Regions from separate parts of the Homo sapiens genome. Here region 1 is linked to region 2. Evidence: read pairs that join two places in POLR2A ChIA-PET (ENCODE). Cell type or tissue: MCF 10A. All regions are shown on one strand. Each heading gives the region's core, and the rest is flanking DNA. Links, peaks and the distances in the headings are about the cores only.

Region 1 (5,495 bases), core at 176-5,175, 63 kb before region 2:
AGCAAGATTTATTGCAAAAAGTGAAAGAACAAAGCTTCCACAGTGTGGAAGGGGACCCGAGCAGCTTGCCACTGCTGGCTCCGGCAGCCTGCTTTTATTCTCTTATCTGGCCCCACCCACATCCTGCTGATTGGTAGAGCCGAGTGGCCTGTTTTGACAGGGTGCTGATTGGTACATTTACAATCCCTGAGCTAGATACAAAGGTTCTCCACGTCCCCATCAGATTAGTTAGATACAGAGTATTGACACAAAAGTTCTCCAAGGCCCCACCAGAGCAGCTAGATAGAGTGTAGATTGGTGCACTCACAAACCTTGAGCTAAACACAGGGTGCTGATTGGTGTGTTTACAAACCTTGAGCTAGATACAGAGTGCCGATTGGTGTATTTACAATCCCTGAGCTAGACATAAAGGTTCTCCAAGGCTCCACCAGAGCAGCTAGATACAGAGTGTCAACTGGTGCACTCACAAACCTTGAGCTAAACACACAGGGTGCTGATTGGTGTGTTTGCAGTCCCTGAGCTAGACATAAAGACTCTCCACGTCCCCACCAGACTCAGGAGCCCAGCTGGCTTCACCTAGTGGATCCCGCACCCGGGCTGCAGGTGGAGCTGCCTGCCAGTCCCGCGCCATGCGCTGGCACTCCTCAGCCCTTGGGTGGTCGATGGGACTGGGCGCCGTGGAGCAGAGGGTGGTGCTCGTCGGGGAGGCTCGGGCCGCACAGGAGCCCATGGAGTGGGTGGGAGGCTCAGGCATGGCGGGCTGCAGGTCCCGAGCCCTGCCCAGCGGGAAGGCAGCTAAGGCCCGGCAAGAAATCGAGCACAGCGCCGGTGGGCCGGCACTGCTGGGGGACCCAGTACACCCTCTGCAGCCGCTGGCCCGGGTGCCAAGTCTCTCACTGCCTGGGCCGGCAGGGCCGGCCGGCTGCTCCGAGTGCAGGCCCACCAAGCCCATGCCCACCCGGAACTCCAGCTGGCCCGCAAGCGCTGCACGCAGCCCCAGTTCCCGCTCGCGCCTCTCCCTCCACACCTCCCTGCAAGCTGAGGGAGCCAGTTCTGGCCTTGGCCAGGCCAGAAAGGGGCTCCCACAGTGCAGTGGTGGGCTGAAGGGCTCCTCAAGTGCCGCCAAAGTGGGAGCCCAGGCAGAGGAGGCGCCGAGAGCAAGCGAGGGCTGTGAGGACTGCCAGCATGCTGTCACCTCTCAAAATCTCTTCATCAAGTAGAAAAGCCATGCACCCCCACCCACAGAATAACTATCAATGGGACAATCCTGTCTGTGCTGGAAGCAGGTAAGGTTGCTCATGTTCAGTCAAATTAAGCTGTCTCTATTGCTGTTGCCTTTCAGTTTCAGCTATGAACACAGACCTTCCCCCTACCACGACCCAAAGGGCTCTGGTTTCCTGGAAGCTGCTAGTGGGTCATGGGCATTAATGCAGTGGTCAACATCACATTTATGTTCGTAACTACACAGGACCTGAACATCTTTAAACTTCCCACTTTCACCTTCATTCTTGGTTAATGAAAACATCCTTGGCAAAAACTTTCACTCTGATCAGTCTTATTACTGGCCCAGAATTTGAGTCCTAGCGGTGCAATACTAATGCCCCAACTGCCCTGCTTAATAAGCTTCCTCAAAGTTCCAACACAAACAAAATAGAACCACGCTCCCATTCCATGATTCCCACCAGCAGTATCCAGGCAGCCCACGCTACTTTGAACACTAATTTTCTTCAAGTGCACACTTCAGCTCCAGGGAAACTCAGGGAAGAAGAGCCCGTAAGGTACCAAAAAGACAAGAGGCATGGACTTTCTTGCAATGGACCCCGGCAGCACGTTAAGATCCAAAAACAAGCATTTTAACTGCCAGGAATTCAGCACACCACATTGAAAGTGGGATTACCGTGGCTGCCAGCACCAGGCTTGCCCTGCAATAGATCCTCTTTAAAGGATTTAAACTGGACTCTTTCCAACTACAGGGCCTTGAAAGAGTTCTATATTGTTTTAATCATTATCCTCCAGGGTTGGGAGTGGGTAATTTGTGCGCCTGCTGCATTCTTTAGATAGGGTATTAATTTATCAGGCTCTCTCTCTGCAGAATCAAATTGAGATTCCCTATTATTAAGATTCTTGGTCACAGTGGTCGCCTCAGTAGGCACTACAACTGCCACCTAAGAGTGACAGGGCCATGGTGGGGGTGGGGAGAAAATGTGATTGATCTAGGTTACCTAGAATCACCAGAGTCACTGAAGCCACAGGTGCGGATCAGTCCTACAATAACCAGTTATCTATATAGGAGCTGAACCCTCATCCAGCCATTCACAACAATACTGTGGATTAACTTTTGAAACTGGCATGTGCTACTACTGTAGGATCTACCAGGGAGGGTGGGTGCAAGTGTGGATGTACAGATCTCAGGCATAGGGTTTGGGCTCCCTAGCCCACATTCAGATGGCTGTGCAAGTAGGAAGTAGGGTATAGCAGCCACAGCATGACAAAGGGTGTCCCACCCGTGGGACGCTGCCCTCCAGGAACATCGTGACGGGTCGGCCATTGACTATGGCCTGGGGTATGGCAAAGACAGTCCTGCTGGCACATTGCTGCCTGTGAGAGGCAAGGACAACAGGTGGAGTGACATCCACGTGGGTACAGCAATTGGTCACTTGGTGGGCTCATTCCATGATACAAAACACTGCCACCTAGACAACCTAGCCCTGCGTGGCCTGAGAAAGCTGTGGTCAGGACCAAAGCAGTGGCAAACTCCAGGGCACACTCACCACAGGAAGCACTGCTGACTCCAAGTGGATGGCCAGCTAGCGAATGGTGGAACAGGACAGGTGGAGTGGGGAGAGAGACATGGATCTCCACTTAGAAGGATGTAGACACACACATGAATTAGGGCACTGATTTTTCAGAAGACCCCTGTCCTTCTGAATGACAAACCAACAAACAAGATACTAAGCAAACCCAACAACTCTGAAATCAAGCCCCAGGGCTCTGCTTGGCCTAGAGAAGAGAACTGGGATCCCAAGTTTCTCACTCAGAGAATGCAAAGACACAACTACTATCCTAGTAACACTTAAGTTTTTTGTTGCTGTTGTTGTTGTTTTGTTTTTTTTTTTAAGAGACAGGGTCTTGCTGTGTCACCCAGGCTGGAGTGCAGTGACACCACCATAGCTCACTGTAACCTCTAACTCCTGGCCTCAGGCAATCCTCCCATCTCAGCTCCCAAAGCACTAGGATTACAGGCATGAGCCACCATGCCCAGCCCCTAAGACTTCTTTTTCACTTATTGTCTTGCCAGTTTGCAGTGGTATTTTCTAGAGGCTACATGAGATAATAGAATGAATGCAGCTAGAGATGAAAAGACCCAGCTGCTTCTCATTAAAATAGGTATTAAAGAGATTGGCAAATATAAAACAAATCCACTTTCCTCATCAATTTTGGGAGTTTGGAATAGTTATTTTCACGAAAAACAGTATTTATATTAACACATAATGAGTGTTGTTATTTTAAAGCAAATTAATAAATACTTCCAAAATTGTTCTTCAAGGAGTTCGTCAAGAGGAAGAACAAGTGCATTAATCCATTTGTTACTTTAAGTGGTTTGGTTTATATGAAAACAATGACAGGTTAGGTCTCAAGTGGGGAAAAAAAATAATCCTAAAGGGAATTCTAACATATTATTATTTCCAAGCAGTATTAATAACTCTTTAAAATCTCCCTAGCATCTATTTTCACAGAGTCAATTGTATAATGAAGTATAAAAAATTCTAATGAATGGATTAATGATCACTATTGCTACATGCTTTTAAATCAAAACATATTTTATAAAACTACTGAAATGACCACATTTCATAAAGCATTATATCCACTAACAATAGTACACAGACATGATAAAAAAATAAAGATCTTTAAGATGCTATGGGTTTTCTCCCCCCTCAATTGGGTCTTAGGAGAAAAACAAATATAAGGAAAATGAAAATTAATTTTCTGCTCCATTATGGAGCAGAAAACATCAAAATCCAAAATGATGTTTTCATATTCTCAAAATCAATTTTAAGTAATTAATTGGCATTTGATCTTCCATGTCTCTATGTCTCTCTTTTTTTTTTTTGGCCTACTCACATTGGCAGCAATAAATATTACTATTTTGAAATATCTATGAGGAGTGGGCATTACAGGAGCACACCACCACATTCAGCTAACTTTTTTAGGAGATAGAGTCTCACTATGTTGCCCGGGCTAGTCTCAAACTCCTGGCCTTAAGCAATCATCCTGTCTCAGACTCCTGAATAGCTGGGATTATAGATGCCAGCCAGCAGCAACTTGCATGTCTTTTAATTTCTATTTGGTATAATGTACTAGAAACTTTAATGAAGGCATTTTAAAAGACCAGCCACTGCCTCAAAGAAAAAAAAGTATAAAAAAGCACAACATTCAATTGTTACTTTGACATCAGCTAAGAACTACCCTTTATTTCATTACCTACTGATATGGTTTGGCTGTGTCCCCACCCAAATCTCATCTTGAATTCCCACGTGTTGTGGGAGGGACCCAGGTAATTGAATCATGGGGGCAAGTCTTTGCAATGCTGTTCTCGTGATAGTGAATAAGTCTCATGAGATCTGATGGTTTGAAAAACAGGAGTTCCCCCACACAAGCTCACTTGCTCTCTCTTTTTGCCTGCTGCCATCCCTGTGACTTGCTCCTCCTTGCCCTCCACCATGATTGTGAGGCTTCCCCAGCCACATGGAACTGTAAGTCCATTATAAATCTCTTTCTTTTGTAAATTGCCCAGTCTCAGGTATGTCTTTATCAGCAGCATGAAAACAGACTAATACACCTACCATCTCTACACACAGTTCTAAGCACTCCGAATGTATTCTGTCACTTACTCCTCACAATACCAATCTCATAGTTTGGGAAACTGAGGTTGAAAGGGGTAGGGTAATATAACACATCTAAGGCCACACAAGACTAAGGAGAAGGCAGTATACAAGAGATCTAGGGTATCACTGAACTGTCACACTTTCAGAAAACTGGCTGGAAATCTAAGAATAGCTAATTCTATTTCAGTTACTGAGAACCAAGTAATTATCAACCAAGGGCCAAATGAGGATTAAAAACTAGCTCCCAATTCCAAGAGTACTCTCCTTTTGACCTTATCATGCTTCTTCCCCACAACTACCTTCATCAAGCAACCAGGTTATCGTGAATGTTTTATTTTTTTCATAATGTCAATATTCTATTTATCTGCTCCTCCAACTTTATCATATTCTCCCACTTGCACAGTAGACTGCTCCATCGAGTAAAACATACATTACTGAAATATAAAGATAAAAAATAACCAGGTAGTACAGCAGCTAATTAAAAAGTGGTTTTATTACTGCCAACCTGAACATTTCCACAGTTTACCAAGTTCTCTTTCTTTGTGAACTATCTGTTCAAGTTCTTTGTCCAGTTTACTAATCAAGGTCTCAACAGTAAGAAAACTAAAA
Region 2 (5,238 bases), core at 239-5,238:
TCCTTTGCTCAAGCAATCCTCCCACCTCAGTCTTCCAAGTAGCTGGGACTACAGGCATGCACCACCACACCCGGCTAATTTTTTCACTTTTTTGTAGAGACGGAGTCTCACTACCTTGCCCAGGCTGATCTTAAACTCCTGGGCTCAAGTGATCCTCCTGTTTTGTTTGTGATCCTCTCAAAGTGCTGAGATTACAGGTGTGAGCTACCACACCTGGCCCGGGTATTTCTCTATAGCAGTGCAAGAACGGCCTAATACATTTGCCATCTAGGCAGACTGAGAATTTCCAGAACTATCCAGTTCTAATTCATTTATATTTAACTGTCTTTCCTTTTGTTGACCTATCTTCTAGCATCTTACTAGAAGGAATTAGAAAAAACTAGGTAGTACTTTAAACACCAATTGAAGATCTCCTTGGCCAGATTACCCAGCTAATTTGCTTCTGTCTACATAACTGCAGTCAACAGCATTGCCAAACTGTCTGCCACTGCATAACAAGGACCCCCTTCCTCCAGGTTCTAGTTCATTGACCTCACTTTCCTACAAGTGCTCACTTGCAATCTTTAAAGATCCGAGTCTTAGGCCCAGTGTGGTGGCATGTGCCTGTAATCCAGCACTTTGGGAGGCTGACTCAGGAGGATCCCTTGAGCTCAGGAGTTTGAAGCTGCAAAGAGCTATGACCATGCCACCGCAGCCTGAGCAACAGCGTGAGGCCCTGTCTCTAAAAAACAAAACAAAAACAAAAGACGTGAATCTTTTATCAACAGGTTTTTTCGGGTAAATCAAGGCTTTCACTAACACTCTCGATAATCCAAAGCCACAGTTCCAAAGTCACTATCACACATGAAGTGTTGTCATAGCAGCACCCCACTTCCAGTTATCAAAGGTATCAACATCTGTGTGAACTAACAATCGCTGTGTCACAATTTAGCCCAAAACTTAGCAGCTCACAACAATAAACATTATTATCTTGCACAGTTTGAGGTTCAGGAGTCTGGGAGTGGCTTAGTTGGAGTTTCTGGCTCAGGGTCTCTCAGGAGGTTACCATGGGGTTATGGCATCTGACACTTGGCTGACGCTGAAGGATTCTTGTCCAGGATGGCCCAGGAACATGGCTGTGGGTCACGATTTCTTTGCTCCAGAGGCTACTCAAGACATGGCTGGGAGCTGACTTCCCCTACAGCATGTGATCTGAGAGAGAAAGCTAGACACACACACACAGAGACACACAGAAACACACACACAGAAAGAGAAAGAGAGAGAGAGAAGAGAGAGGTGGAAGTCCCAGAGTCTAATCTAATGTTGGAAGAGACGTACCATCTGATATGGTTTGGCTGTGTCCGCACCCAAATCTCATCTTGAATTCCTGTGTGTTGTGGGAGGGACCCAGTGGGAGGTAATGAATCCTGGGAGTAGGTCTTTTTTTTTTTTTAGATGGAGTTTTGCTCTTGTTACCCAGGCTGGAGTGCAGTGGTGCAATCTCAGCTCACTGCAACTTCCCCCTCTTGGGTTCAAGAGATTCTTCTGCCTCAGCCTCCTGAGTAGCTGGGATTACAGGCACCCACCACCATGCCTAGCTAATTTTTTGTATTTTTAGTAGAAACGGGGTTTCACCATGTTGGTCAGGTTGGTCTCAAACTCCTGACCTCAGGTGATCTGGCCACATTGGCTTCCCAAAGTGCTGGGATTACAGGCGTGAGCCATGGCACCTGGCCTGGGGGCAGGTCTTTCCCATGCTGTTCTCATGTTAGTGAGTAAGTCTCACAAGATCTGATCGTATTATAGGAAGGAGTTTCCCTGCACAAGCTCTCTTTTCCTGCCACCATCCACATAAGATGTCACTTGCTCCTCCTCGTCTTCCACCATGATTGTGAGGCCTCCCCAGCCACGTGGAACTGTAAGCCCATTAAACCTCTTTCTTTTGTAAATTGCCCAGTCTCGGGTATGTCTTTACTGGCAGCATGAAAACAGACTAATACACCATCACTATGTTGGTAGACTATTGGTCACACAGACCAACCATGGTAAGTGTAGGAGACTACATAGGGTTGTGATTTCTCAGAGGCAGGGCACGTTATGAGTCATCTTGGAGGCTGACTACTACAAAATTATTAAGGGGTAAAATGTCAAGTTGTCTATAATTTCTACACTTTTGAAAAAAAAATCGATGAAGCAAGTTTAGCAAAATACTAAAGATAATTATATTTAGGCCTGGGGTATATGGGAATTAATTGTATTCTTCTTTCTACCTTTCTATATGTTTGTACATTTTCATTAATAAAAAGTGAAAAAAAAAGCAAATTTAAGCTTTCTATCTGGGGATGACAAGATGGCCGACTGGTGCTCAAGAACCTTCTAGAAATCACCTACCCAGCCTCTCACCTGTCTTCACCAGCAGTGCCTTTCCTGTGCACAGGATTCAGCGCTTTCCCAGCGGGCTCCCTGCAGCTCCACCAAGGAGTGCTGGAGGCTGAGTCAGCAGCACGGCCAGGAAATGGTAACAGATGACATAGAATATGTTTGCCCTCAGGTATTATTTTGAGATGTTCTGAAACACAGCAGCACTTTTTCTGATTTTGTTCCAAGCGTCTTTAGAGGAGCAATTCCAAGGAATACTTTTCCTGGCCTTGCCTTCAAGGTCAGTGTAAATCACAGGAGTTTGAGCAGAGTCAGCAATTTTGTTTAACTTTGACCTTGCCCTGTTTGTTAATTCAGCTTGGACTCATTCTGTCCCTGGAATTTAGTTACCTATTTTATAATGAAAAATAAAGATAACTTTGGAGGGGTAACGAGCAGCAAACGCTGAGTCATAGCTCTTTAATTTATAGGGAACTCCATGAAATCTTAGAGTTCATTTCTGCTGAGAGTTTCTGTAAGAAGGAAACTTAATTTTTTTAAGAACCTAGGTTAAATAATCACTTGTGTGATTAATTTTCCATGGAGTTTGGCACTAAAATTGGTGAAGTTGAAAAATTGTCCTTTTAGGTGTCACAAGCAATTTGCGCATTGTAGGATGGAAACAAGAATTTTTCTTCAGCCTGGGCAACAGGGCGAAAGCCCGTCTCTACAAAAACAAAAACAAACAAACAAACAAAAACTTAATTGGGTGACATGCCTGTAGTCCCAGCTACTTAGGAGGCTGAGGTGGGAGGATCACCTGAGCCCAGGGAAGTAGAGGCTGCAGTGAGCTGTGATCATTCCACTGCTCTCCAGTCTGGGTGACAGAGTGAGACCCTGTCTCAAAAAAAGTAAATAAATTTTTTTCTTTGGCGCTGACCCTGAATTTGTTCTGGGTAATAACACTTTGGTAACTTTTTAAATTATTCTGATGTTTAAAAAATCCCTAACCACTATTTTAGAGAAATTCCAAGCCCATAAAATAATTCAACTGCAGATGTTTCAGACTGGGTTTTGAAAGATCCTGTCTGAAAGAAAATTAGTGTATCTCTAGAAGGAAAACACTGTTTTAGTCCGTTTGGGCTGCTATAACAAAAACACCAGGCTGGGCGAGGTGGCTCATGCCTGTAATCCCAGCACTTTGGGAGGCCGAGGCCAGTGAATCACCTGAAGTCAGGTGTTTGAGACCATCCTTACCAACATGGTGAAACCCCATCTCCACTAAAAATACAAAAAGTAGCTGGGCATGGTGGTACATGTCTGTAGTCTCAGCTACTCAGGAGGCTGAGGCAGGAGAATTGCTTGAACCCGAGAGGCGGAGGTTGCAGAGAGCCGAGATGGGACCACTGCACTCCAGCCTGGGCGACACAGCGAGACTCTGTCTCAAAAACAGCAACAGCAACAACAACAACAAAAACATCATAGATAGACTTGGGTAGCTTAAACAACATTTATTTCTTATAGTTCTGGAAGTTGGAAGTCTGGGATGGGCCAGCAGGATTGGGTTCTTGGTGAGTATCCTCTTCCTGGCATACAGATGAGGAAGCAAGCTCCCTTGCCTCTTTTTGTAACGGCACAAATCCCATTCTTGGGGGCTCCACCCTCATGACCTAAGCATCTCCCAAAGGCCCCGCCTCCAAATACCACCATGGGCGGGGTGGTTAGGATTTCAACGTACAAATTTTGGAGGGGACACAAACATTCAGTCCATAACAACACCTTTGCAGTGGGGATGGCAGGAAGTGCGGCCACCACGGTGCAATGGCTTTTTAATGTGCCCATTTGTCCAGGCTGAGCTATATTCCTAGAATTCCCTTTTCCTGTATGTTTCCAGTTTGAGTGAGCCACAGGGGTGTGCTTCTGCAGCCAAGTTGAAGCTGTTGTCATAACCTTGGGCAGATGACCAGAGAAAATACGAAGGAGGCAAGTATGAAACGTGTATTAATTTCTTTTTTAAAAAAAGGCTTAATTTGGGGCTGGGGCCGGGTGCGGCGGCTCACGCCTGTAATCTCGGCAGTTTGGGAGGCCGAAGCAGGTGGAACACTTGAGGTCAGGAGTTCGAGACCAGCCTGGCCAACACGGTAAAACTCCGTCTCTATTGAAAACACAAAAATTAGCTGGGCGTGGTGGCGCGTGCCTATAATCCCAGCTACTGGGGAAGCTGAGGCAGGAGAATCACTTGAATCCGGGAGGTGGAGGTTGCAGTGAGGTTGAGGTTGAGATCGTGCCACTGCACTCCAGCCTCGGCAACAGGGTTAGACTCCATCTCAAAAAAAAAAAAAAAAAAAAAAAAAATTGTGGCTGGGCATGGTGGCTCACACCTGTAATCCCAGCACTTTGGGAGGCTGAAGGGGAGGATCACTTGAAGCCAGGAGTTCGAGGCTCCAGTGATCTATGATTGTGTCACTGCACTCCAGCCTGGGTGACAGAATAAGACCCTATCTCTAAAATAAAATAAAATAAAATAAAATAAAATAAAATAAAATAAACAAAAAATAGCTTAATTTGTATTTACAACAGAAGTTACTTGTCTTGGAAGCCAGGCACGCACGTAAATCTCACAGAAGGCTGGCTGTCTTCCTTCTCCTGGCCTCCCTGCCTCCTCCCTCAAGGCTGCCTGATTCTCTTCTCCCTTCCTCTCTGCGGTTCCCTCCCTCCCACCCCCTCTCCCTGCACCTTTCTTTATCTTGGAGCCTCTCCCATCTCTCCCTCCCTCTTCCTCCCTACCCCACCCTCCGACCACCCCACTTCTTCCCCTCCCCTCACACTTCCCTCCCTCCCTTCTCTCGTCTCCTCCCCACTGCGCCTCCCTCCCTCCTGGCCTTCCTTCCCTTCCCCGAC

What was found. Peaks named below come from ENCODE experiments on the same cell type or tissue, not always from the same donor. Only the 100,000 strongest peaks of a DNase experiment are listed, where the experiment ranks them.
Region 1: POLR2A ChIA-PET joins it to region 2 with 5 read pairs; 6 of 35 experiments call an interaction of 5 or more read pairs at or near these places.

The regions. Positions count from the first base shown.
Region 1 is chr5:10,370,683-10,376,177 of GRCh38, reverse strand. All of the region lies in intron 1 of MARCHF6 (membrane associated ring-CH-type finger 6), which reads right to left. Among named protein-coding and RNA genes, the nearest start is that of MARCHF6-DT, 19 kb to the right of the region's middle. In MCF 10A, for the core only: no CTCF peak of the experiment used is centred there; no DNase peak of the experiment used is centred there.
Region 2 is chr5:10,307,845-10,313,082 of GRCh38, reverse strand. It overlaps CMBL (carboxymethylenebutenolidase homolog), which reads left to right and starts at 5,181. Exons shown (of 6, transcript NM_138809.4): 1 at 5,181-5,238. RefSeq lists a cis regulatory region at 2,346-2,578. In MCF 10A, for the core only: no CTCF peak of the experiment used is centred there; DNase peaks (open chromatin) are centred at 2,482 and 5,172.